Linked DNA regions of Homo sapiens: regions 1, 3, 4, 5, 6 and 7 are each linked to region 2. A link is a loop called in an ENCODE intact Hi-C map of the cell type or tissue named here. Cell type or tissue: endothelial cell of umbilical vein. All regions are shown on one strand. Region 1 holds the start of AGMO (alkylglycerol monooxygenase). Region 2 overlaps LOC101927558 (a long non-coding RNA gene). Region 3 has its middle 140 kb from the start of CRPPA-AS1. Region 4 overlaps AGMO (alkylglycerol monooxygenase). Region 5 has its middle 150 kb from the start of CRPPA-AS1. Region 6 overlaps AGMO (alkylglycerol monooxygenase). Region 7 overlaps AGMO (alkylglycerol monooxygenase).

Evidence for each region. A loop is a pair of places that touch in the nucleus more often than their neighbours do. Peaks named below come from ENCODE experiments on the same cell type or tissue, not always from the same donor. Only the 100,000 strongest peaks of a DNase experiment are listed, where the experiment ranks them.
Region 1: it touches region 2 in a loop (2.8-fold over the local background); 4 of 110 quality-filtered maps call a loop at or near these places.
Region 3: a loop joins it to region 2, with 6 times the contacts of the local background. A loop is called at or near these places in 31 of 110 quality-filtered maps.
Region 4: it touches region 2 in a loop (9-fold over the local background); 4 of 110 quality-filtered maps call a loop at or near these places.
Region 5: it touches region 2 in a loop (7-fold over the local background); 31 of 110 quality-filtered maps call a loop at or near these places.
Region 6: a loop joins it to region 2, with 9 times the contacts of the local background. A loop is called at or near these places in 27 of 110 quality-filtered maps.
Region 7: a loop joins it to region 2, with 4 times the contacts of the local background. A loop is called at or near these places in 49 of 110 quality-filtered maps.

The regions. Positions count from the first base shown.
Region 1 is chr7:15,560,510-15,564,509 of GRCh38, forward strand. AGMO (alkylglycerol monooxygenase) reads right to left here and starts at 1,506. Exons shown (of 13, transcript NM_001004320.2): 1 at 1,211-1,506. The coding sequence starts at 1,336. In endothelial cell of umbilical vein, no CTCF peak of the experiment used is centred here; no DNase peak of the experiment used is centred here.
Region 2 is chr7:15,718,840-15,722,839 of GRCh38, forward strand. All of the region lies in intron 3 of LOC101927558 (a long non-coding RNA gene), which reads left to right. Among named protein-coding and RNA genes, the nearest start is that of LINC02587, 32 kb to the left of the region's middle. In endothelial cell of umbilical vein, a CTCF peak has its summit at 2,241; DNase peaks (open chromatin) are centred at 2,242 and 2,892; H3K27ac peaks cover 219 bases.
Region 3 is chr7:16,069,439-16,073,438 of GRCh38, forward strand. No RefSeq gene overlaps it. Among named protein-coding and RNA genes, the nearest start is that of CRPPA-AS1, 140 kb to the right of the region's middle. In endothelial cell of umbilical vein, a CTCF peak has its summit at 2,011 (motif pointing left); a DNase peak (open chromatin) is centred at 1,993.
Region 4 is chr7:15,503,059-15,507,058 of GRCh38, forward strand. All of the region lies in intron 3 of AGMO (alkylglycerol monooxygenase), which reads right to left. Among named protein-coding and RNA genes, the nearest start is that of AGMO, 57 kb to the right of the region's middle. In endothelial cell of umbilical vein, no CTCF peak of the experiment used is centred here; DNase peaks (open chromatin) are centred at 1,053 and 1,573; H3K27ac peaks cover 1,751 bases.
Region 5 is chr7:16,060,155-16,064,154 of GRCh38, forward strand. No RefSeq gene overlaps it. Among named protein-coding and RNA genes, the nearest start is that of CRPPA-AS1, 150 kb to the right of the region's middle. RefSeq lists a silencer at 2,270-2,564. In endothelial cell of umbilical vein, no CTCF peak of the experiment used is centred here; DNase peaks (open chromatin) are centred at 2,287 and 3,317; H3K27ac peaks cover 2,226 bases.
Region 6 is chr7:15,303,526-15,307,525 of GRCh38, forward strand. All of the region lies in intron 12 of AGMO (alkylglycerol monooxygenase), which reads right to left. All of the region lies in intron 1 of LOC124901592 (a long non-coding RNA gene), which reads left to right. Among named protein-coding and RNA genes, the nearest start is that of AGMO, 260 kb to the right of the region's middle. In endothelial cell of umbilical vein, a CTCF peak has its summit at 1,679 (motif pointing right); a DNase peak (open chromatin) is centred at 1,696.
Region 7 is chr7:15,323,884-15,327,883 of GRCh38, forward strand. All of the region lies in intron 12 of AGMO (alkylglycerol monooxygenase), which reads right to left. Among named protein-coding and RNA genes, the nearest start is that of AGMO, 240 kb to the right of the region's middle. In endothelial cell of umbilical vein, a CTCF peak has its summit at 2,328 (motif pointing right); a DNase peak (open chromatin) is centred at 2,358.

The DNA of each region.
Region 1 (4,000 bases), 160 kb before region 2:
AGATATAACCACGATAATTATAATATTATAAGATTAAGAGGAACATCTTCCAAATTAGTTTAAAAAATACATTTAGAATAAGGTAGATAATTAGAGGTCTATTGTCTCTACATGTATAATTTAGACCCACTTCAAGAGGCTTTCCTTAAAGATGCACATAATTCTAATTTTTCATATTAGACTTACCAGAACTATTTCTAATGATGAAATTCAAAGAGTAGAGACAATTTTCTGCTTAGAATTTTAGAGAATATGGTAATTTTACATGTTTGCTTAAAACATGATTCAGATTTTATTCATTTGGTTTTGATTTTTGTTTCACATAATAAGAGATGTTTTGAAAGCTCCACTATTGGTGATGGAGCATTGAATTTGGTTTGATATTGCAGTATAAACAATAATAATTTATGAAGATATCAGTGCCACTTTTTTTAACTTAAAAACTCAGAAAGAAAGTGTAATATCTAATCTTGAAAAAGATACGGATTTTACTCATTTGGAAGCTAATCATGAGTTTTGAAGCTTTCTAAACTGAACTCTCAATAACATATTCTATGATGTCATTTTTTTTCTATTTCTGCCATGAACTAGTGAGTGTTGTAGGAATAACTTTGATAGGGTGGGGAACTTCAGTATTCAAGTTCTAATTCTGGATATTTCCACTTCCAATCATAGCCAGGAACCAGAAGTGAAATGTGCCTCTGAGCACTTCAGAGTTTCAAAGAAAACTTGGGTCAAATTCAAACTTAGGAAGTCAGAGCTGGACCTGGTCAAGCTGCATATCCTTCATTCTGCTGAACTACTCTACCAAATGAAAGAGGAAATAGTTTCCCTGGAAGGGGTGGACAAGTGAAAGATTTAAAAATGAAATTGTTACAAAGTTTACTGATGTGGTGTAACTATTTGTCATTGAGCTTCCAATAGCTACATTTACAATGCCATGGAGTCCAGGAAAACTTTAAACTTTTGTTTTTGTCATATTCTGGAGTGACATATAAAAGAGGGAATTTACAGGTGAAGATGGCTATGGATTGTAAGAAAATTCAAGTGGAAATTCTACTTTTGCTTCACGCCTTTAAGAAACTGAATTATTATTATTAGAATGTAATCATTTGAATAATGAAAGTGAACAAAACCCTAAGGAGATTGACCTTACCATTTATTAAGAAAGCAGCAAGAATAAGAGTAGCCTCTTCCAATAAAGTCTCACCTTTTTTACATAATCAGGCACCTCTTCTAATGTTTGGAATGAAGTTTCACTGGGTTTCATCGTGTAAAACAACATGCGAAATCCCTGGGAAACTGAAACATCCTGCTGGGCTTCTGGGTTCTTCATTTCTGCCCTTGTCTGATTCCCAGCTGGAGAATATTTAGGATTCAATGCTTGAAGCCTGAGGCTGAACAAAGAGGACGAGATGTGCAGCTCAGAACAAGCTCTTTGTCAGAGAACAGCTAAAACCAAAGCTCCACTGAGAGCACACTCAACAGCCGATTCTGTGTAGAGAGACAGGAAAATACAAGGATCAAGAACAAGTACAGAGTTCAGTGGGCGCTGGGCCAGAAACAGGGCATGTGGGGGAGGGAAAAGAGGACTCATACCCAAATCAAAGTCATACAGTGCAGTTTGACTGTAGGTGGAGCAAGTTACTACTTAAAAAAGAAGAGAAAAAACATCATAATAGTGTCTCGGAAAGAAAAAAGTGATAACGCAGGTATATGTTCACTCTGAAAAACTGGATAGAAATTCAAGCATCAAGTCACATAGAAAAACCTTTTTTTCTCCTCATTTAGAAATTTACAATGTGTTCAAGCTTGTAGTTTCTTTATTTCCTACAGAGACTGTGTATAGGCGAGCTACTTAATAATAGCTTGAAAGTCAGTAAGCACTGAATATCTGGCTCCTTATTGCCTATCTATATTTCTGTATCTGAATCATGTTATTACCACTTCTGAATGTTTGCAACCAGTTTAGGGGCATTTGGCTTATTACATAATCTACATTATTTAATGGAAAATTGGCTAGTCACATCTTCTCTATTCTTCTTAGTACTTATGGGAACTTTCTGATTAAAGAAGGTGCCAAGATGTTGCTGTGAGACCTGTTTCTGTTTTACAGAAAGAGCTTAAGTGATTGTACCTTTTAAGTAGATTAGAAGGCACTTAATTTATTACATTACCAGTGAATATGTGGAGCTTGCCAGAATAGCCTCAGCTCTTTACCCAAAACAGCTGTAATCATCCTTTAGCTGCCATTTCATCATTTAAAGATGTTTACATAGATCTAATTAAAGTATCAATGCACGATTGTTTTAGAAAAATATAGAAACTATAGATAAGCAATAATAAGCTGCCCAAAACGCTATTAACATTTTGGTACATGTATGGTCAGTTTTGCTATAATGTGATATATCCATTCCTAAAAATCACTATACTGTACAAAATTGTGCAATAAAAACCACGGGACTTGTGAGAAAAAATGTGATTAGGGTAAAATACTCAAAAACTTCATAATGACCCACAAGGAACAAGAAAAAAAGGATGAGAGCCTAATAAAAATGGTAGCACACTTTCACACGTTACATGGTTAAGATATACATAAATACTAAAATAAATATGATGCTTTACCTTGAAAAAGACCTGAAACTTGTTTTGGAAATTAGGCATTGGAAGATTTGCAAACTGCAAGTTACTTTAGCTTGTTGAAATGTGGGTTATCTGAAATCAGACAGAAAGTTGCAATATGACATATGGGTGTCAAGGCTCACAACACACAGGTGAAGTGAGGGTGTTACTATAAGTGGTGGGTGTATTTTGTGCATCCTAAGCCTTTCTGTTTTTCAGTTCAGTTTTTTAAAGTTCAACTACTCTTTTTCACTGAAAATAAAATCACACATGAGCATAGGCAGTATGCTCAAATTATTTTCTGGTATATTAATCACATTGGAACAAATTTAATCTCAAAGCACATGTTATAGCAGAATTGACTGTCCTTTCAGACCATTCCCATTACCAATAAGTACATATGGACATTAATTTTTAATAAAGGTGTCTGGGCGTGGTGGCTCACACCTGTAATCCCAGCCAGTACTTTGGGAGGCCGAGACGGGCTGATCACCTGAGGTCAGGTGTTTGAGATCAGCCTGGCCAACATGGCAAAACCCCGTGTCTACTAAAAATACAAAAATTAGCTGGGTGTGGTGATGGGCACCTGTAGTCCCAGCTATTCGGGAGGCTGAGGCAGGAGAATTGCTTGAACCCAAGAGGTGGAGGTTGCAGAGAGTGGAGATTTTGCCATTGCACTCCAGGCTGGGGGACAGAGCAAGACTCTGTCACAAAAACAAAAAAAAATTTAATAAAAATGATCATAGTAGGCATACTGTTTTATTACCTGCTTTCAAAACAATTTTGGAAATTAACAATGTGATACAAGAGAAAAAAATACAAACAATATAGCTGTATATAAAGTCAAAAGTGGCAGCATCCTTTCTTCTCAATATATGCACACCTTGCACTTCACTTCATAGGGATAACATATCCTCTTGGTGGGGTTTTTTTTTTTTTTTTTTTTTGCCATATCTGTTTTTTCCTAAAAGGGATAGTTATTATCATTATTACTATACAAATACGTTTCTATATACACATAATGGTTCGATTTTGCAATGGACCTTATCAAACATAAGATACAGCAAGTTCCTTCTTGGAGTCAATAACTTACCAGGAACATTTCTTTTTTAGTATATGATTATACAGGTACAGCCTTTTCTTCGTTGTTTTTACTGGCTGCAAAAGTGTGTGTGTGCATTTCAATGAGCAAAACAAAATTATTTCTAACTTTTTAAAGCAGAAGCAATTTTATACAAGAAAAAAGTTGTTACATAGATGATGGGAGAAGTAAAAAACCAAGCAGGAACAAAGAGGTAATCTAGAGATTAGTACCAATAGGAAGCCACTACCATTGTTAAATTGTAGGGACAAATGGAGAAGGTTGTATTAGTAGGGC
Region 2 (4,000 bases):
GAGGCAAAATAATATTGATAAGTTGAAGAAATACCAGTGGGCAGTTAGAAGCACTAAGCTGAATTTCTGACTTCTTGTCATATTCTAATTATTTGTTTTGATTTTAAATTTGGAATATTTTAAAATACAATATTTTAGTATAAGAAAGTTTGGTTCAAAGATATTTGGGCATTTCCCATTACCCCTTAACAGTGTAATATTAATATTTTCAATATTATACTTGATACACTAAACCATAAAAAAGATTTTCTTGAACTAATCAGAACATAAAAACTCTTATTTTAAGCAAATAATATTCCAAACAGTAAGTCTCCTTTTATAAAGACAAATGACGGTAAACAGACCAAATCAGAGAGTTTGTAAAATTCTTATTATTATGATTGAAGGAGAAAAGCTCATTCGGGTTTTGGTATTGAGGCTGATACAGATACGAACGTTCTCAACGTGCATGATTTACAACTGCCATTATACCGTGATGGCAAATCTTCAAACAGAGTTGAAACAATTTTGATCATCCTCCCTCCCCATGAAAACAAAAAATGCTATCACAATAGAAAAAGAAGAAAAAGAAACATAATGGGTAACTGAAAGTCATTGACTTGATTTAAAATCTGGTCAAAAGATTGTGGCTCTCTGTAAACAAAGAAGCATAGACTGTCTCATTCTTTCCCACAGTAGTGTTCTGATGCAAGAGGATATATATTTGGGTTCCCAAATTCTTGCCTCCCTAAGGGAATTTAACTTCTATACAATTCTCAGCAATAAATATGAACCACCATTTCACACTGTAAAACATTTCTGTCAACATAGCAGATGCTAAAGATGATAGATTTGACTAAGAACACATCCAGATAATACAATGTATTTTGAGTGATTTGGAAAGAAAAGTAATCTCTGCAGGTGAAGAGAATATTCTAATGATATACTTAATTTAGACAACGTAATTTTTTAAATGTTTCTACCTTTTTTCTTTTCTTAATTTTAGCAAGGAAAAAATATTTAGAATGCTCCCAGAATTGAACTTTAAAGTAAAAGTCACAATGTTCAGCTATCTATTTTTGTTTTATATTACAGATTTATGCATGGCCTGCGTTAAATACCATGTGAGTTTTATAGAGAAAAGAGAGGACATAGACATTACCTTTAAGAATATCCCTTATTTGCTTTTAACATAAAATGTCAATCTAAAAACTAAACATTTTAGATGGCCTTTGTGGAAATTTTCAGCTATAACCATCAGAAAAAATGGGCCTGAGAAACACTGTCAATTTTTTTAATCCATTGAACCAAATCATTTTGCAAAATATTGTATTTGTACATTTTTAAAACTATTATAGTTTACATTTAGAATATAAAACAGCAGGGCATAACTCTTTCAAGTAACTTTCAATTTTTAATAAGAGAGTAGATCTAGGAACAAACGTCTAAGGAGTGTTTTATTGTTGTTGTTGTTGTTATTCAAGATATGACCCATAATACGTAGATGTGGAAAATCCCTGTTTTTCCAGTGGTCAGATGTTTTGAACTTGTGTTGACTGAACCATAAAAATGGCTGACTCCACCACTACAACACTAAGGAAATTGAACCTGAAAGATACATTTCCTTGTTTTGTTCCTGGGTTTTTTTCCTTCTGAATTACTTGATTTTCCTAGGAACTTCAGAATCTCTTTTACTATTGTTTTGAAATTATTAATTAACCTCTCAAGCAAGTGAATAAAATCGATGTCACCATTTAAGGTGAGAAAAAGAAATGCTCTGCCGCACAATTTATTATCCTTTTTTAGCACTGCATGATTTTAAATCAAGGTTTAGATATTCTGGAATGGAAAAATTGCACTAGAAAAGAATAAATTTATAGCTACAGACTCAAAGGGCCTTGTTCCCTAAAGAACCTCTGCTTCCAAGATCTTTCTGATTCATCACAAAGACCTAAATGTGGGGAGAAATATTTTTAAAAAGTTAAAAAAAGAATAATTGGAAAATATGCTTAAGTGTTGGAGAAGTGAGAGTCTGTCAGGAACAGAAATAGACAACTTAATTATCTAGAACAATAAACACCCAAGAGTAATTTCCAAAATATATTGACGTTTCTGAGAATTTTCTAGAAAATTAATTCTCGGTATGTTTTCTAGCTAAGAACATTCCCCACCAGACTGCAAATATGAAACTTGTTTTTGAATTTCTGAGAAAAGAAGAAGGAATGTTTTTATACGTAACAATGAATCACATCCTGACAGCGCCATCTACCAGTCACAGTTCAAACTGCAAGGGAAAACCGAGTTCTAAAACAAAGCTTCTGATTTTAAGTAACCAAAACAATTTCTGAAACAATATATAATGGTGTCTAATATATGAAACATTTTATTTTGAATTCTTCATTTAATACTTTTATTATGTCCTCATAATAAATTATATAGGGGATTTCTAGTTAACCAAAAGAATATAATCCCATAGTCCTTGAATCATTATTTTTAGATCCCTGTGGCATAGAAAAATATAGCTTCCTAAGCTAATTACTATCTCAAAGTTCATTTTCCTTTCATCACTACAAATATGTTCTCCAGGAAAATATAGTGCCCATAGTTTGTCTATGTCCTTCTAACTGTGTTGGTATCTCATGCAGTGGATACTTTTATGACTTCCTGTTTCACTGGCGTTCTCATGGTATCCTAAGGTCCAGAAAAATTCTATCTTTTATCCTAGCACTGATTTGAGCTTGCAATTTAAAACACTAGGGGTTAGTCTGTATTTTTCTCTTGCAGAAATGGAAATAATTGAAACGACACGTTACTAAATCATTAAAGCATTACCACAAGCTGTTTTGGTGTAGTCGTTTGGTTTGGAGCCTGTGGAATGAAAAATGCACTATTCTGTTTTACCTTGAAGCCCTGCTTTAGTTAAAAGACATTACAGTCTCTCATGAGTATGTGGTATAAGCTTCTCTGTCCAAAACCAACAGTCAGTTGGCTCCACACTCACTCATTTCCTTCTCTCCTCTTCTTCCTCTTCCTCCTTCTCTTCTGACAGAAGCAGAAAAATTACTTGAGCATTTTGAAATAAATGTCCTTTTGAGGCCCAAGATGTCTACCACCCAATTGGAAAAGCAGGAAAGACCATGTAAACTTGAGAACCAGTGCAACTGGTGAGGCTGAGGAGCAAGCATGTTTCCAAGATGAAGCACAAATGCTTTTATGGGTAACTGAATTGGCTGTGGCATTAGGATCTACTCTAAGGATTCAAAAAAAATTATTTATAAGCATAAATAGTAAAAATATGTAAACATTATGTACCTCAAGGTATTTTTTTTTACATGTAACCTCCATTATAGATTGCAAATGAAACAAAAATTATATTTGTTAAATCATAAAGCCTTATTTGGTCGATTTCTTCTTTTAAAACTTCAGGAAGTATTTTAAAGAACCAGAAATTATATTCCTCTTTTTTTTATCTTTTAGGGAGAAAGAATATTTAGTTTGTACTTGTTTGGATATCAGCAACATAAAGAGCTTTTTCTTTTTTGGAGAGAAAAATTTTTATACCCTTAGCTGACTTCACACACACACAAAAATCTGGTACACAAATGTAGGCAATTTAAACTAGTCACTTGGGTGAAAATCTCTCCGTCTTCATCTCATTCAAAATATTACCTAAATGTAATCTGAACCATTTAGAGTAGCTCTACTTAAATCCTGTTATGTTTTCACTAGTAAAGACTGATAACCTGATAGTTCCCAAGGCTTTGATGCTTACAGTTTGAATACCAAGTTGACATTACATGCTCTTTTCTAAAAATCCCCAGGGCTATATTAGAGATGAGATAAGTAAAGATGTATAGAACTGTGTAGAAATCTGTGAGTATCTTCGAACACAGTACTCTAAGTGAATATCCCTATAGGTTTAGTCATTCTCACATTAATATAATCTTGTTACTGGTGGTTAATGAAAGACAATGAAAACTTGGCCTCAAAGTTTTAAATACTTATACATTTCTTTCGAAGT
Region 3 (4,000 bases), 350 kb after region 2:
GTTTTGAAATCTGATTGTTGGCAACCAACATGTTTTCTTGATAAAAGTAAATATCTTTCAGAGACACTGAACAACATAAAACACAGACATCTTAAAAGCTTTGTGGAGGTAGTCAGGCCATGAATAAAATCTAAATAATAACAAGCCAGCTGTGTTTTCAATATCTGTCAGATTTTATTTATAAAAATGTAGAAAAAGCACAAAATCCAAAGGTGTTTATTCAAGTTTCTACACTGCAGCACTATTTGATATAATGAAATACTGGAAACAATTTTAATATATATTAATAGAAGTCTGGAGTCTGAATAAAAGATAGGATTTTATGCAACCATAAAAATGAAGTACTTCTGTAAGTACTGACACGGAAACATCTTAAAAATACAGTCAAGCCACTGAAGAATATTTTTCATATGACCCAATTTTTATAAAAAAATTAAGGAAATATGCATATATAATAACCTGTTTATATACAGGATTGCATGTGCTAGAAAATATTGGAAGAGATTTCAACCTGCACAGAGAACAGCAAGGTCAAAGGGAAGGAGAAAAAATATTTGTTTACCTTTTAATCGTTATCCTTCAGTACAATTTACATGTTTTTATTTATCTACAACCAATATGTGCTAATTTCATACTGAACTTTTCTAAACATAAGTAAAATAAAATGTGACGGGTAAGCCTGGCTTTTGAGGTAGGTTGGAGGTATGGTTTTACTTACAAAGGGGAGTAACGAAGGAGCCGACCTAGTCCTAAAATCATTCAGGAAAGGAGAGGCAGATGTAAAAAAAGTATGTGAAGAGCAGCCATATCCCAAGTCACTTATTAAACGGCAATGTACAATCAAAATAACTTTGTTGTTTCCCTGTTGACACATCAATTGCAAAGGTGTGTGTGTGTGTCTGTGTGTGTGTGTGTGTGTGTGTGTGTGTGTTATTGCAATGGAAAAGAGAACAAAAATGTTTTCATTTAAATAGAAGAAGCAATATTCAGTAACTGGAGGAGTTAGTGAAAAACTCTTGTGGCCACTGATAATAACAATAGGTAACTAAAAAAAGAAATCAGTTAGAAATGGTTTTCAAACAGCTAAGATCATAAGAAATTAAGTTTTTTCATTAAAAATAAATTTGAAATAACCATACATGTGCTTTTTTCCTTGCTGAAAATTATGTAAATTCAAATTTAAAATGTACTTTAATATATAAGGAGCTAATAGCATCTCGATTTTTCATAAAGACTTTCCTTTCGAACTTTGAAAATGCTGTTTCATTGCTCAATGTTTCAGAATGAATTATAGAAATTATTTTTAGTTTATCTCCAAATGATCAAACACAAAAAGTGCAATCCAAAATCGAACTTGGAGTCTTATGTTAGAATTTGACCGTATTTCAATTTACGGAAACCAGGAAAAACATATAAAATATTTAATGAAAATACAAAAAAAAGTTAAAATACAGGCCATTCATTCTAGGAGAAGTGCTTTTACTCTTGAGAAATACTAACTGTTATTTTTCCTAAGGCAGGTAGCAGATTGTTGCTTTAAACTTGAGAATTAAACATTTGATTTTGCTACTATGTAAACAAAACAGTTGCCCAGTAAAAAAGTTTATCTGGGAACACTGTAACAGAAAATGACAGACTAACAGGTAAATATTTTAATCATATCCATGGCAAATAAAAACAACAACAAACCCCCCATAATTTGATGAAGCGTTCTCCTACTCCAAGATGCTTTACATTGTTAGATGCAAATAATCTATATTTCATTTCGAGACAATGATTTTAAATTCTGAATTTTCACATATAAACATATTAATGTTACATAGTATATACTAATTTTTCCTGTCAGTTTTTCTTTGCTCATCAGAATATTTAATAAAATGTGAATGAGAAAAAGTTAGAATATAAAAGATTCTAGATATTTGCACTCGAATCTTGCTTTCCTGCCAGTTTACCAGAAGCAAGGCAACAAGCAAAAGGAATTTATGATGTTATACTCCCTCTAGTGGGCATTTTTTAAATGGAAAGTTCAGCAACCTCCCTGCAGGCGCCAGTGCATTTTGAGTTTCATGATTCTCACCCTCCTGAATGGGAAGGTTCTTTGCAGGTTACCCTGTGATGGAGAAATTCTAGAGTAAATCAGCTTATGATTTGCCTAAGTGTCGTTCCCTCAGGAAAGCTACCGTTTCTATCTTAATATAAGTATTGTTAGGAAATTACGTCTATAATAAATCCAAATTCCACTCTTTGTACCATGTAATTCTTGGGCCTCATGAAGAAACTGGGAAGAGTATACTCTCTTTCCCATTCTGCCAATCCTCATGGTATATTTTTAAAATATCTCAGAACGAGAGTAGCTACTAAAAATGTGAAAATCAGTAACATTAAGAAGCCATTTTAAAATAGGTTGTTTCAGGCAGGGGTAACAAAATAAGAATGCATTATTAATAATCCATGAAATTAGAAACATCAAATGGTTATATTCTTTGCCATTATATATGCCATTGCCAATCACAACCAAAACTGCGTGTTGAATCCCATAGACACTAGTTTGAGCGTAGAAAATATGCCCCAACAATGTTTAATTCAAATTTTAAAATGTTTTTCTCTTTGTATGAAACTATATAATTAATTTCTATTTCATGGAAGATCTCGAGCAACTTATTATTTTTGCTAGCCCACAGCAGCAGGAGAGCCCTGTGTGAAGCCTAAAAGGCCTCAGAAGACTCACCGCTCAAAGGGTGAAGCAAAAATATGTGTAAAAAACAGCAAGATTTTGTCAGAGTAAAGTGACTCAAGGTATGTCTATCTCACCAGATGGTCGAATTCATCTTCCCAATTTAAAAGGGTTCATACTACCAGGCATAGTGGCTCACACCTGTAATCCTAGCACTTTGGGAGACCAAGGTGGGCGGATCATCTTGAGGCCAGGAGTTCAAGACCAGCCTGGCTAACACAGAGAAACCGCATCTCTACCAAAAATACAAAAATTAGCCAGGTGTGGTGGCACACACTTGTAGCCCCAGCTACTCGGGGGAACTCAGGCATGAGAATTGCTTGAACCCGGGACGCTGAGGTTGCAGTGAGCCCAGATTGCGCCACTGCACTCCAGTCTGCACAACAGAGCAAGACTCTGTCTCAAAAAAATAAAAATAAAAGGGTTCATAACTGGAGGTTCCTCAAAAAATTAAAAATAGAACTATCATATAATCTAGCAATCCCACTCTGGGTATATATCCAAAGGCAATAAAATCTCCACCTTGAAGTATCATATGTACTCCCATGTTCATTACAGTGTTATTCACAATAGCCAAGATATGTAAATAACCTGTGTCCATCAATGAATGAAGACAATATGGTATGTGTATACAATGGAATATTATTCATCCTTCAAAAAGAAGGAAATCCTGCCATCTGTGACAATGTGGATGGACCTGGAGGACATTATACTAAGTGAAATAAGCCAGAAATGGAAAGAAAAATACTGCATGATCTTACTTATATATGGAACTAAAAAAAAAAAGTTTAACTCATAGAAACAGAGTAGATGAGTGGTTACCAGTGGTCAGGCAGGGGTGGGGACAAGGATACATTAGTCAAAAGTCACAAACTTGCAGTTATGAGTATTTCTGGAGGCCTAATGTACACTGTGCTGACTGTAGTTAATAATATTGTTACTAATCTTACTTTTGCACCAACCTAATATATACTTAATATTTGCTAAGTGAGTAGATCTTAAGTCTTCTTACCATACACACAAAAGGTAAATTTCTGAGCTGATACAGATATTAACTTGATTACAGTAATCATTTCACAATGTATCTCAAAACATCACACTGTACACTTTCAATATATACAACTTCTGTCATTTATACCTCAAAAAAGCTGAAAAATAGGATAAAGACTTTTTTTCCTCAAATTCCTACCATTATATTATATACCCTTTGAGCAGAAAAAATCTTCCTGTCTCTCTGAGTTGGCACAGAACCTACAACTAAGTTGA
Region 4 (4,000 bases), 220 kb before region 2:
GACAAATTAGAGACAAACTGACCCACCACTTTAAGTCATTCATTCATTTTTTTTCAATTCATGTATTCATTCAGTTCTTTCCTCTATAACCTACTCCACACAAGACACTTGGATAGATGAGATGAGCCAGGTTAGAAGGTACACCTGTTAATCTGGGATAGAGATGATTGTTGAACAAAGAGCTGGTGTCAAGCATACATTGTGTCACTTAATGCTCACAAGCACCTTGAGAGGGAGGTTTTATTATCCAGATTTTACAGATGAAGAAAGTAGGATGAAAAAAGATAAATAAATTATCCTTAAAAGATGAATACATTATAGCTGCTGGGTCACAGAGCAGGGATTTGAGAATAGGCTTGCTTATTTTTATTTAAAAAATAGGCTTAGGACATTAATTCTAAGTCTAATAGGAAGTTGAGTACAATTAAACAAAAAAATGGAAATTTATGTAGCAGAAGAAAAACAGAAAATCTCCATGAAAAGTTAAATCTGTCAAGAAGAAATAATCCAAGAATAAATAATCCCAGGGAAATAAATCAATATGAGCTGCAGAAGAAATAACTGGCGTCCATTTGTCTGTATTCCATTCATCTTTAAACCATTTATTGATGTATTAACATATTTCCAAGAATGGCGTAACACAAATATTATATTTGAATGTCATTGAAATAGACTTAAAATTATAATAGAAGCACTTTTTATTTGTACAACATGAGTCAGGGCATGCAAGGAACATAAGCATTTACTCATAGTCTCTGATAATACTGCAAACTTTTTTCTGAAATCACTGAGAAAAAGTGAATCCCATTTCATGCCCTCATTTAGAAAATGATAAAAACATATTTTACTCTGTAATAAGTAAAGTAAACATACTTTTATTTTTCAGGTTACAAAGGGAGACTGATTCTGCGTAATTCTGAAAATCATTATGTCTTGAATTGTCCTCAAAGCAATGACAGAGGCAATTCCACACAGTTTATGTAAAAGCCCTCTAGTCCTTTAAGGAGAAACTTAGTCATCCAATTAATACCAGTAGAGGGAGTGGAGATCTAAAAAGAATACATTTTTGGATGTAATATAAGGAAACTGTTTTTTAAAGGCAATGGTTATTTTCTGACCCAGCATACCAACTGCAGAAATAATGCTTTTAATGCATAAATTCTAATGTAAATGCTATATCTTCTCCTTCCTTCTTTAGTTGAATGCATCAAAATTTGTAACTAGAAACTTTATAAAGATAAATGTGAGGAGGGAAAAATTAGGGCCACTACTCTCCAAAGAACATTTGATATGTTCCAAGCCTGGCCTTCTCTGATGGTTTCTACAGTGCTGCGTATTAAGAAGCAAGCCTTTAATCTGTAAAGATGAATTTCAACCTCAAAACCCCCACTGGTTTAATGGAAGTGACATAGCTAACATGTCACAACAGTTTTTAGAAAGGTACTCCTGAGTGTCCAATTATTTTAAGTGCTTTTCCTACTCACTGTCGCTCAACTGATCATAGTGGATTTATTTGGCAATAACATTCCTCTGACATGAACTTCCGGAGGAATTGCTCCATAATTCAACCTCAGTTAATGTTGCCTTAAAAATTAAGTGTTTCCGTAAGTTTTAAATAGATAACAGTACTTTCTAACAACTACATTCTTGGATACAAGTTTATCCAGACAGGGTTAAAAAAAAAAGTTGGCAAGAAAGGTTTTTCCTTTTCTAGTTAAAATAAAAAAAAAAAAAGGGTTAAGGGAAAACATCCTGTCATGAGTCCTAGAAGAATGTCCCTAATCTGGAACTGAAGACTCAAATCATTTCTCAATATTCCCTCAATAAATGTGAAATGGTCAGTTTAATGTTCATCTCTTTCAAAAAATTATTAGTTATCATACTATAAAATATCATCAGTAATCATTCCCCTTTCATCTTTGAAGTATTTTTTTCTTTAGAATTCTTGTGTGCTCCAGGTCTTCAATTTTGTAATGCCAATTTTAATTTCATGACTATTATGTACAGCATTAAACTTGCTTGCTGCCCCAAAATAATCTGTACCTCTGATTTTATCCACGTTTCAAGTCAAATCATCTATTGCCAAACTACTACATTTTTTCATGTAGTGATATACGAATAGATGGAATTACTACATTGTACTCACAAAGAGAGCTATGATGTTTACTTAAAATAACAGGATTAAGAAATTAAGGCTATTTACTTTATGTTCTTCTCAAGGTCCTCAGGATTTATGAGTAGTATAGATGATGGGCCATATAGCCAAGGTAGGATGAGACGGAGACCTTGTATTCATGTAAGAGAATCCAAAGCTAAAACGTGTCTGTCTGGTTGAAATGCAGTCAACAAGGCAGGAGAATTTAGAGAAATCTGTGCGTACTCAGGCATACAACTAAAACTACTCCTTGCCACTCAACCAAGCAGGGAGATGTTATTCCTATATCATTCTAATGAACACAAAGTCTGTGTCACTCTCCCTTCGATTCGTTTCCTATTATTAAAATAAACAAAAATAAGCATTGGCCTCTACTTTTTGTTACACAGTTGTGAAAAGTCTTGAGTTTTTGTTCTTGGGGACAAAGAGAACATAACATGAACATAACAAGTGTGACTACTTCTGAAAAAAACAAACTAATGTTAAATTCCCATGCAGACATAATTTTAAAATATTTTGGATAATTTCTGTTTCTTCATAATTTTTGAAAAATATTTTCCTTGTTTAAATTATTAATAACAGAGTCTAAGAAATCCAAATAGACTCTGTATTTCTGTTTTTAAGAAAAAAAGTAAAACAAAAATTACTATCAGATGAGTCTTCTGATGACTTTTTAAAGTTTAATAGTTTCAGCATGATCCAAAATTCAGTACTTTAAAATGAAGAGTTCACCTACATAATTGGCAATTTGCCAAAGTTTAGACAACCACAGTGGCAAATTTAGAAAAGAACCAGAAAATACAATTTTGATCTCATAAAATTCAAAACTACCTAGAAAGAACATTCATTTACATTTGAACAGTGATTTCCCTTATTTTTATTAACATTCAAAAGTAGAGTCAAATTATTCAATTTACTTGGAAACAGACTTTGAACTCAGATACTTGAATATTGCTCAAAACCTCCAAAGATACACTGAGTAAAGTTTTCATAATTGAGCATTTACTCTGTGCCAGAAACTGAATGTAAATGATATGCATTATCTACCTTTCTAATTACTATTACTTTTTTTTTACAAATAAGGAAACTGAGGCAGAGGTAAGTTAAGAAACTGGCTCGAGTTACACAGATTCTAAATGACAGAGCAGAAATTCAAACCCCAAGGGTCAAGTTGCAGAGGCCATGCTCATAAACAGTACAGCACTTGCCCTCTATGTGTTTATGATACTAACATTCGTTTGTCTTTATTCCATACATCGGCATTATTCCTGGAGGACAATTACTCCCTGATAGATAACTATTCCTCATACTATATGTGTGTTTATGACTGTTTTTGTTTTGAAACTCAATTCAGTATTTTCTTTTATATCTTTGTTTGTGTAACAAGAACAAAAATAAAGCCAAGTTTCTCAAATATTATTTGGCAATTCTATTGTACCTGAAATAGTCTTCTTCATCTGCATATTAACTCCAATACCACTGTAGATGCAGAAACTGCTACAGCACATAGGAAATGGAAGATTCAGATAAAAGTGGGACAAAATATAGAGCCAGATCTCAGAAAGTGTGAGATGAGGTAAATACACACACAGACACACAGAGAGAGAGAGACAGAGAGTCCCTAAAAACAACAAAAAAGAGCTCTAATGCTGTGAGACTTAGAGAGCTACCCCACCATACCCCTTTCTCCCAAAGTTAAAGAAAATTAATTTTTCCTAAAATGAGCAAGAAAAAAGAATTGTGGTCTCATGTACCAAAGATCTGGCTGGGTCATTTAAAAAGAAAAGGAAATAAAATTTCCATCATTCTATTGACAATGGTGCTTTATTTTTTAAAAAAGAAACA
Region 5 (4,000 bases), 340 kb after region 2:
TCTTGTTGCCCAGGCTGGAGTGCAATGGCACAATCTTGGCTCACTGCAACCTCTGCCTCCCAGGTTCAAGTGATTCTCTTGCCTCAGCCTCCCAAGTAGCTGGGATTACAGGCATGCACCACCATGCCTGGCTAATTTTTTGTATTTAGTAGAGACGAGGTTTCACCATGTTGGTCAGGCTGGTCGCGAACTCCTGACCTCAGGTGATCCACCCACCTCGGCCTCCCAAAGTGCTGGGATTACAGTTGTAAGCCACTGCGTCTGGCCTTCTTGCCAGAGTTAATTCATTCTTTCTTCTTTCTTTTCAAGAGATTACTCCCCAGCACATTGCAACCCAGGAACACAGAAACCCCAAATCACATCTTCCTAAAATTATCCCATGTTGGTGGATAAGTGTTCAGTGTGATGGAGAATTGCATGAAAGGGATAATTAATGTCCCACTGTTGATTTTCCTATATCTTGTTTGCTGACTCACCATGTATTCCTATGTCCTGTCCTACTTATTCTCTGCAGTCTTACTTCATCAGAACTGAATGAATCTTGTGTTTATGTCATTTACAAAGCTATGCAAAGAGAGATGAGGAAATAATTTCTCAGGCTAGGCTCCCCAAAAAGAAAGGATTAGTAAGGAATCACTGCCAATCTTATGATAAAATCTGTTTATAGGTTTGGAGTGCTTAATATACTGTTAAACATTAGCACAATATAATCACTGTAATGATCAAATAACTACAAACACACCAATATGTTCTCTAACCTGACAGTTGCTGACTTAGGGCGGTGACTTGAGAATCACCTTTCAGCTCACTGGGTTTGCTGAATGCTCCATTCTCATGCAAAAAGCAGATTTTCCAAAGTTTAGCTAAACCTAAATTATGAATGGTATCCCTTTGCATTCAGTGACAAAAATTGTGTTATTGAAGAAGTATTTGCTCTAAATCTCTCTGGTATTTTGAAGCACCTACATGTACGAAGGGGAGAGGTGTGTCTGCACATGTGTGTATGTGATGCGTACTTATGCTGGCCAGCATAGTACTGTGGTGTACGTATGCTGGCCGGCATAGTACATATGGTGTGCTGTTCCTCCAACACACCACGTGTCCCCTGGGCTCAGGTCTCTTTTGTTTACTTTTTCTCTGCCTGCAATACTCCCCTGAAGGTGACTATATGGTTTGTTCCTTTCACAACTTTATGCATTGCTCAACTGTCAACTTCTTAGTGAGGTGTCACTGGACCACCAAATTTTAAATTACAACCCCACCATCCCAGGACTCCATACCCTTCTCTGTTTCATTTTTTTCCCATAGCACTTAATGCCTTCTACTGTATGACTTATTTTTTATTTTATATATTTATATTAAATATAACATTTTGTTCTGTTCTCTAACACCAATACACCTGGTACATCTAGATGCGTGTGAAAACATTTTTTGAATGAATGAATACACTTGAGGATGATGCAAATGATGTCAGCTGTCTATCTAGGTATGGCTATTAATGTGTCATCTTTCCACTAAAAACATGCATTTTCTTTTACATTTTATGTTTTTTCTAATACCCAAATGCTGTGGGTTCTTTCCCCCTCAAGACACTCTTCTGCTTCCTCCATTTCCAACTGCTAACATCTCACTGGCTATCTAGTCTGTCCTCAACCAGTGTTTGACATTTCCTGGTTTACTGAGAACTACCTCAACAAAGAGGGGTTTTCCAAGACAAAAAAAAAAAAAAAAAAAAAAATCCCATAGAGAAAAAAGAATTGGCCCCACTACAAGGGTGAAGAGAACTTGCTGCAAGAGGTCACATAAGCAAATTGAAAGATACCAGAGATATAGGTTACATCTACTCAGAAGGAGAAAGAAAATGGACTGCCCACGGGATCCCCTGGTCCCCTTCCTCAAATGAGATGTCTCTGGCATAGGTTCCATCTACTCCCGTTCAAAGGCAATAATTCACTAGTGGAGCCATTTGGACACATGGCTACTTTACAATCACTTGAGAAGTTCTCTAGCAAATGAGTCCCGTGAAGATGTCTACAGTGTAGGTATGATTTCAGAAGATGGATCTGCCTGAATGATTTCTTGTCTGGACTTGGCCAGGACTCTCTTCCTAGTCTAATTTTTTCAGACTAGATTTTTATGAGTATCAAATAATAAGAGCATTTTAGATGTCTCTAGTAGCTGAGATCAAGTCTTAGACAAAAGACCTCTAAGACTGAAATATAAATAGAGAAGAGTTCAGGATGACATCATGCTGTATGCACACCAGAAGTGACCACAAATAACCTACAATAACCTTTAAAATTAGTTTTTTCCTGACTTCATAAAACAATATTTTATTTGGCAGGCATCTATTGGCAAGCTTTTTCAAAAGCTCTATTTGTTTTCTGTATCCAGGAAGACACAACCACTGTTTTCACATAGGTTTCCTCCTATGCTGTGGTTTTGCCATTTTCTGCTTCTTTATGAGTGGCTGCTGCAGAATATTTTTCTTTGGGACGTTTATTAAGAGCAATAAGGATATGAATGAAAAACCATCCTCGTAACAATACAGGGTAGGTTTCTCCTTCCATATGTAATGTTGACCAAATCCAAAGTCAGAAGTGAAATATATCAACAGTGATATCATTGCTTTATTCTAAAGCAATTCTATAATACTATACAGCTGGATAAAAATATTCTATAATACATGAAAATAAATCAACCCATGTACCCTTTGATGCATTAATTAAATCCAAGGTTAGAAAGAAAATGTGACATTGTAACATACCTTTAGATAAAGGTATAAAATCATGCAAGCCAAATTGAGGTGTAACAGAGAGCAGGAAAACATAACTTCAAAGTTCTCTCATAGGTTAGCCAATTGTTCTATCTTTTAAAACATACTCCCATTATAAAGTAAAAGTGATACATTTTTTTCTAAATGTGTTAACATATTCTAAAATTTTTTCTGAATCTAATTTCATATCAAAATCTTCTTCCACTATTTCCTAGAAGACAAAGTTGAGTATGTGCAAAATCTTTGAAAGTATAATAAAAACACTTTCCAAATAAACAGCACTTCTAGAATAAGTCACTATATTACATTTTCTTCTATTTCATGTTAATATTGTACTCTCACAGAGGCAAAAAGAGGAAGGTTCCAATAATTAACCTTGTGCTGTTGACCTAACCAAAATTAACTGGCTCTGCAACAATTTAGTTGTCCATATAAAAACAGGAAGAGAGATTTCCCCAAGTAACCCTTATTCACCATGAGAAAAACAGCTGGTGCTCTCTCCTTCCATGTAAGCCTGTGGGGCACGGATGAAAGGATGTATATTTCTGATATCCTCTCTTGTAAATGGGTGGTTTTTTCAGTGGAAGTGTGCCAACACTCAGTTCCTGAGAGGCAGGGGCCCAAGAAAATCTGGTCAAAATATTTAGAATTATTTCGATACAAGATGAAGTCTGTGAAAATGAACAAACTTTCCTTACCAGCGTTACATGAGTAATCACTGCAAAATAATAATGGAAATGTATACCTTTTCCGCCCAAGAAAGGCAGGAAAGATTAATAAAAAGCACTGCCCTTCCAACAACAAAAATCAAAGTTTTAGTACCAGACTTTTTTGTGTCCCTGTTTTCCAGTAGTTCTGCTACATTTCCCACAGTACACTGCTGGGATTTTTTATTTTTTATTTTCGCTACGCATGCTCACACATCTGTTGCACATGTGTGATCAACCGACTAGATTTTCAAGTTAAATGGACAGAGTGGGCAGAGTATTCCTTTGAGAGTTAGGCTCTGCCTCTGGTGGATTGCCGCCAAATGCAATGGTGTAATAAAGAAAAGAAATCTGCTCATTTGAATTGCATTGAAATGAACTGTGTCGTCTCCTAAAATACCATATGGTAATGATCCCTGGAGGTATGGTGCATAACACCTAGGTCTGGCAGACACCATTGGAAGGCTGTAAACGTCCCTGTGTAGTCAGGCTGTGAAAGGCAAGATAGTTGACAAGA
Region 6 (4,000 bases), 420 kb before region 2:
GAAATGACCCCCTAAAAAATGTAAGTGATCTTGCTTGACCTGTGACGCGAGCATGGGGATGACCTCGGCTGTTTAACTGCAATGTGTGTTTCTTGTTAGAAAAAGTGAGAGAGTTGTGCTCTGCCATAAAAGAATGTGAGGAATATGAAGGTGCTAAAAAGCAGAAGAAGGAAGTGGAGCATGGGGAACTTGATACAAGCTATGGAAAAATGAAATATTAAGTTAGCCCTGACTTTAGAAATGTTTGGTAGAAAAGAAAGATACAAGGAAATACATGTATGTATACTCTTGTATGTTTACCCCCACACACAGCACATACACATATATTCTTGTTGCTGTGTTTAATTGTGAGGATCAATTCTTTCTCTGATAATCTCTTAAACTTTTATCGTTAAAATCATGATATAGACCTGGAAGAGAATAGGTCTGTGGGTATATCTCTAATAGCTCAAAATATCCAATACGATTTTCCATGAACTCCTAGAGGCCCAAGTCTAAAATAACAAACTTGTGTTAGTTCAATTTTCAGTCCTTTTACATATAACAATGCCACGTCAATGCCTTTATGCAATGCTTGACGGCATCCTCTTAATTTTTTATTCTATGAAATAAGTGGGCTCTCTGCTCAAAATATTAATAGCTGGAAAATTCCCCCATTACAATACAAATGAAAGTTAACTTTAAATGTCTTGACCTACATAAACTCCTAACATTTGTTTCATCTTTTAAAGTCTCTTTCATCCCTTTCTCTTCTCCAGCTCTCTCGATCCCCTCAACTCCCTTGAGGTCTTCTCCACAGAGCCCCATTATTTAATAACAGCGTACCCAGCAAACAGCTGTGGAAGGGAAGAATTGGATTGAAATTCAAGGCCAAACCAGGACAGAAATTTTGGGTACAATCTCAAATCTGTTGGTATAAAGAAAACTGAAAATTTTTGAGTTTTCAATTTTGCTATTACTAAATGGTGGTGATTTAGGGTTTGTTACATCAGTTTTATTACAGAAATATAAGGAAGATAAAGTGGAAAGATTTGGGTTTGTCAAGTTATTTGTAATAAAAATCTTATTTATTCAGTTTCGTTATGAGTCAAGGGTTCGGTTTATCTGTTTCAAAAGTCCCTGATTCGTACTTTATAGGGCCATGATTTGTCAACAGTCCAATGAACTCAAATAAACCGACATATTTATTTTATAGGATGTTGTCTGCATGAATGGAGATGAAATTACTAGTAAATTGTCAACTAAAAAATACAGAACTGGAAAATGATAAGCCTTCCTCTAAGCCCACCATCATATATTCTCATGAAAATCTGAGGCATTATTATTATTCTTTCAGTTACACACAATGTTTAAGAAGAAAGTCAACTATAACAAATGATTTAGTTAAATCTTGGAGAGCACACTGGATAAAAATTTTCTCTTGCTTCCCCCTTCCCCCAGGGTTTCCCTCCTGCCATCTCAAAGCAGGATGAGCTAGTTGACATTGAGTAGTTAAAATCAAACTTAATATTAAGAATATATAGTTATATTTGAAATATATAAATAAAAGTGTTACTAGAAGTGATTATCCAGTAACTTGTGGTAGCACCTATCTTAGGTACTTATTCATCATCTCACCATGGATTTTCTCCTTATTTTCCTTTTACCATCCTGCTATTCTCCACCAGAGGGCAGGCAGGGGCAAGGACAAGGCAACCTTGTCAGGCAATCTGGTTAAAAAAAAAAAAAAAAAAGTTTGATAGGACAGGAAGTGAAAAATATTGCCTAAAATAAGGTTTGAAGATTATCTGCCAATTTTGTATATTTTTCCATATCCCCATCTCTCCTTGATATGGAAAAATGAGGATTGGCACTTATTGTGAGCAATTTGAGTAAAGTATTTTCCGTGCATCTGGGTTCACTGGTGAAACATGAATGATCAAAGTTCAACATGTTGCATCAATTTCTTTTCACCTGGCAAAATGAGTTTTTGTGCCAGTTTTTAAACCTTGTGTTTTCTGTAGTTACTTCCTGTGAGTCGAATGGTTATATTAAATATGAGTAACAATTTATAATTTTACTCTGACAGAAATTACTTCAAAATTACATTCCTATATATATATTTATATGATTTGGCTGTATATCTGATCTAGAATTTGTAAAGAAGATCTGGATTTTACTGTAGACATGCAACTAATTTACTAGGGTACTATAGTTATATAAGCAACTCGGTTTCTACTGTGTCATTATAAATGAAGACTAGAATTCTAGAGAAATCATACGGAAGATTCTGTGAACTGTACTTGTTTTTCCTCCAGAAAGGCACTAAGAATGTGTAATGAATCATTAGTAAAATGGCACTATGGGTACATGAACGAACCTAAAAGAACAAATCTTTTTTTAAAGACTGATTTCATTTTAAAATTCCAGATAACAAAATTTTAAAGCAACCAAAAAATCAAGTATCTTATTTTTTTCTGGTAATTCATAAATTCTAAACATTTAAATATGACTAACATAAATTTTATGGTAACTATAAAAAGTGTATCTTTTGATTAAGAAAAACTTTAAAGAATAATTTAAAGGCTAACAGATTGCATCCTTCAATATCTACTTTAATTAACCGACTGCCATTACTCACTTTACATTTCCTTTCACATCACATTGTACTCATCTTAAATGGAATCAAAACTTTGACATGCACTGACATTGACTTCATTAAATGCAACGTTTTGACATTTTTGAAGGTCTTTTTTTATTTCATACTAATAAATGGAAAGGGTTTTGAATTTCAATGGCTGAAAGGAAGTCAGATTTTAGTTATATGAATCCAGGGTAACTTCATTCATGGATCAAAAAGACCCCTTGGGGCTTACAAAATCTTTATTATTTTCAAGCTACAAAAAAATAGTTTGGTAGAGAACTGGATAATAGGAAACATATTCTTCTGCAATCAATGCACTTTGGGGTGGTTTCCAGCTGTGAGACAGTCACTCAAACTTAAAAGTTCTCCAAAGTTCTCCTTGGCCTGGAGCCCAATTTCACTTATAACAGAATATGACTGTGTAAAAAAAAAAAAGCATTACAAAATATGGCAATTTGTGTTACCTTGCTAAAAAGTTAATATGGTTTATGGCACTATTAAGGATTGTTAATGCTTCAAATAGTTAGATTTTAATGTTTAGAATTAGCACAATTTAAGTTTTCACCTACTATTTTAGATTGTACTAGTTCTTATAGGCTGAGGAATATGTCCCTAAACTAAGATTTCTACTTTATTATGCTAAGTATGCCACATTGGAAAGGGCTGTTGGAGAAACATAAATTATTCAGTTAGTGTATAAAATATTATTACAATAAGTTATAATCATAACAGAGGTAATGAACTCTTTGTATAAAATAGTTTGCAATATTAAATGCATACGTTACAATCATGAGAAATAATCATTAAAGCATACTGAATTTTGGTGAATTTTAATATAGAAAGTTGTACAAAGATCTACACTTAAAATTATTCAAAAACGAAATAATTATAAAGTGATTCCAAAAAATAAGTTTCCATTTGTAATTTTGCAGTTCACCCATCACTAATAGGACAAATCTACTAGTAATGATGATGACATTCATATATTACAATATCTTATTATCCAGTCTAGTTATCTAGTTGTTAACAGTCTTGTGAGAGGTGAGGACATAATTTATATTCCCTTATGACAGACTGTTCTGCGGCCATAAAACGTGGGAATCCTTGTTTGACATGACTTGTCTTCAAAAGCCAAGCCCATCTATTTGGAAGAAACCTTGAATCACCAATTTTATCACATGGTAAAAAGTTAAAATAGGCATTTACCATTACTTATAAATATAGTTCAAAATATTTAATCTAAAAGTGACAGTGCCAGTGGTGAATAAAACTTTATTTAGATGGGCTAATCAATTAAACTCTAAAAGAACAGGACTCTAGTTGATTTGTTTTAAAACTAGTAAGGATGTTCTGAAATAAATCAGTAAAGTATACTAG
Region 7 (4,000 bases), 390 kb before region 2:
CTGCAAGCAAGGGTTTGAAACGTCAATGTTCTTGCTACTACCTCAGAGTAAGCCACATTTAAAACTCAAGCTTGCCGCAGACATTTCTATTTTGAAACTGTGGCTTTCTTTAAAACTGTAATTTGTATTAAAGTGCATATTTATGTAATTGTTCTATATACTACCATATGTTGCTGTAACAATGTATTAGAGATACAAGCGTAGTAAAAATAAGACTACTTTAAGCCAATGTTTCCATCAGACAATCATCAGTATTACTCCAGCGCAGCAACCCAACACTCAGCTAATACAAACTGGCCTTCAGACCAGGCTCTGCTCACTCACTTTCACAAAGAGGCAGTAATAATAATGGTGTGTGCCATAGTTGAGACAGAAAACTGCATCAGTATCTCAGACTTTTAGACGTTGGTATCAGGCAACCCTGTCCCCACGTGTTTGTCTCCCAATCCTGTAAGTTCCAGATCCCAAGGTCAGCTCTCCTAGTTGCTGATGTTCTATCTTTTAAAGCGCCCATCTTGGGTTATTCCTACTATTACAGTAGGATCTCTCAAGGCATTTTCTTTATAAGCTTTGGTTTCTTGTTCTTATTTAGATGTCCTGAAGTGCCTTCTTGATTTCTTTTTTTCTCTGGCTTCAGACCCCTACATGGCCAGAGGCCCCAGGGTTTTGCCTTTCTTCTCCCCCTCATCTCCCTCACTCCTGAGGTCTGTCCTCTAATGTAGTGGCCCCCAACCTTTTTGACACCAGGAACATGTTTCATGGAAGGCAATTTTCCCACAGATGGTGGGGGGCGGTGTCGGGGAGAAGATACGGTTTCAGGAAGAAACTGTTCCACCTCAGATCATCAGGCATTAGATTCTCACAAGGACTGCGCAATCTAGATCCCTCTGATGTGCATTTCACAATAGAGTTCGAGCTCCCATGAGAATCTAATGTCACCACTGATCTGACAGGAGGCAGAGCCCAGGCAGTAATGCTTATTTGCCTGCTGCTCACCTCCTGCTGTGTGGTCCGGTTCCTAATAGGCCACCAACCAGTCCGTGGTTGGGGAGTTGGGGACCCCAGCTCTAGTGAATCTCTGTAGGCCACTCCAAACCAAAGTAAAATTAAAAATTAAAAAAAAATTTTTGAGTTTAAAAAATTCAAATACCTAACATTTTTAACATGCTTTGAAAACCCCTCAGGAAGCCCTGTAATTGTTTCTTATTGGTAAGTAACATTTGAATAAAAAGAACTTTGTTTATTATACCTGATTTTAATTTCACGTTTTGAGAAATATATACTGGATAGATAGATTTAGTTTCATGCAGTCATGTTTAAATTATATATCCAAATTAACTTGCATTATATATCTGCATCGTGACTTTACTTGGAAGGCATTAAAGGCTAATAAATAGTATTCACTATATCAAATATGTACTTTCACACATATCTAAATAATTATATATTAGCATTTCTACATTTAATAATTTTATTTGTAAAATTTAATACATAATATTATCTGCAATTATTTAATCAGTGAGCGTTCAAGGGCATGTCAGATTAAGATTAACCTTAAAAAGCTTATTTTTAATTATTTTCCGTTGTTTTTTAAACAAACTTCTCTCACAAAATTTACATCCAAGCTAACTGGTGAAGAATAAAACATTACACACCTATACATGCACACATACAAAAGGACTCTATTTCAACAGCACATCAGGCCTTTAAAATATAAACAATCAAAAAGGAAAATGGTTGAAACAGAAAAAATAACTCAAAACTTTAAAAGAAATGTCATGTAAAAAGCAAAATGCTTAAACTGAAAATATAGCATTGTACCTTATCAGCTCACATTTTACTTTTGAGTCATCCAAATTTTGTCATCCAATTATTTTTGAACCCTGTATATTAATTTTTCATTAGGATTATCTTAATAGGAAGTTTTATTATTTTTGCTTTTATACAACATTTTACTATAGCAATTTATGACATCTTGACTTGGTTGTTCGCAATTTGTTTCTGTCCCCTTTAATGACAAAAAGAAGAGGAAGAAGACGGAGGAGGAGGAGGAGAGGGAGAGCAAGAGGAAGAAACAAACCAAAGAATAAAAAAAGTTTATAAATGAGCAGTCACTGCAGTAACTAAGCCAAGTTTTATAAAGCAGAGGAAATATTCTCATTAGAAGCAGTGCTAAATTAAATAATAGATACAGGTTTTTTTTAAACTGGGATATTACTCTTAGAAAAAATATAAAACTTAATTTATGATCTCCTCAAGACACACATTCTATTTATTAAATACATTTGAATTAAAGGGGGGGTTAAGGAAAATGATAAAACTTACAGTTAACTTTTACCACTAGATGGAGCCCAGGCATCTATATGGCAAAACTCCCACTGTGTTTACATTTGGCTGTATTTGATTACTTACTGAAAATGACATATAATCAGTTTAACCTGAAAGGGGTAAGGGATGATAGGTGTTTTTTAGAATATAGCGTCTTGGCAAAATGTAAATTGATGAAAAGTGAACATGACTTCTCTTTAGAATCCTCCCTCCTGAATACAGATCTTCCATCACATAAAATACACAGACCTCTTAACTTTTGTGCCTGCCTCTTCGCATTCTACCTATTTTGGGAAGGCCTCTCAAGGATGCTTACTAATGCTCTTAAGGTTATTCCAGCTCCTCTTGCCTTACTCTTTTCTGAACCCACTGATTAATGAAATATTCATTCTTGGTGTTGACCATATATTTCTCTTACGTGTGCTTACAGTAATTTCACATGAAGAAGTGGCTTTCTCTCCCCATGGCAGAATTATACCATAATACCTATGAAATGGATATAAGCTTCAAAAATACAAATGGCTAACTTGGTACAAACAGATACCATTCATTTTGTTTCATCTTTAGGCCTCTGGGAAGTCTATGTACAAAAGGCATAGCGAAAAAGAAAAAAACAAAAACAGAGATTTGGTGCCCTCTGCCATTAATAATTAAACTTCCAGAAATTATCTTGGAAAAGATTACCAAACTAGAGATCCAGAACCAAGACAGTAAAGTTTTATAAGCTGCTGCAAAGTTTGCCATTTTCCAGAGGCTAGAATTTGGCATTTTTTGTCTTAATGTAAATTGTTCTGTTTTTGATCAATGCTGAAAGTTCATAACATATAATATTTGTAATTTTGTGAAGGCAGAGATTTGAATCCCATATTGTGTTACGAAGCCTTTGTGCAATGAGTGACCCTCTGAGCTTAAGAGTAGGTCTAATTACGTTCCCAGAACAGGCATCATAACCTGGCTCGGTTTTCAACTTGCTGTTCTTTGGAAGAAATGTTTTTGGACTCATCTACTACACCTCTATTTGATATTTTCTAGTTTATATTTGCATTTAGTGGAAAGACAGCTAAAAATAGAAAATGCTTGGGGCTAGGTTTCCATGAAGAAAAAGAAATAAGTGTTGGAGAAGACCAAACATCTTGGGATATGGCAAATTAATCAGCTACCAAAAGGCATGCTTGGAACCGGATACAAAAAAGAAAAGCAGCAAGTGTAGGAATGACTGGGGCTGAGTCTCAGACATCTTTCTGGAGCTTCATTCACTCACATGCAAAGATCATTTGTTCAACACCTAGAATGCATCAGCCACCAAATTAGGACCACACATCCATAAATATTAGACAACTGAGAAATTTAGGAGTTTAATGAGAAAAGGAGATTAGAAAAGAGACTACTATAGCACAGTGATATGGGAACTATAAACGACAATGGGAGACTATATAGGAAGGTTATTTACGTTGAGGGTATATGTAATTAAGCCCTGAGGGGGAGAGAAAGAGAGGTTTTCATGAAAAAATGATAAACTGATTTCTTTCTTTTTTTTTTTTTTTTTTTTTTTTTGAGACAAGGTCTCACTCTGTCACCCAGGCTGCCAGGCTAGAGGGCAGTGGCTATAGTGTTGCCATCACAGCTCATTGCAGCTTTGACCTACCAGCCTCAGGTGATGCTCCCACCTCAG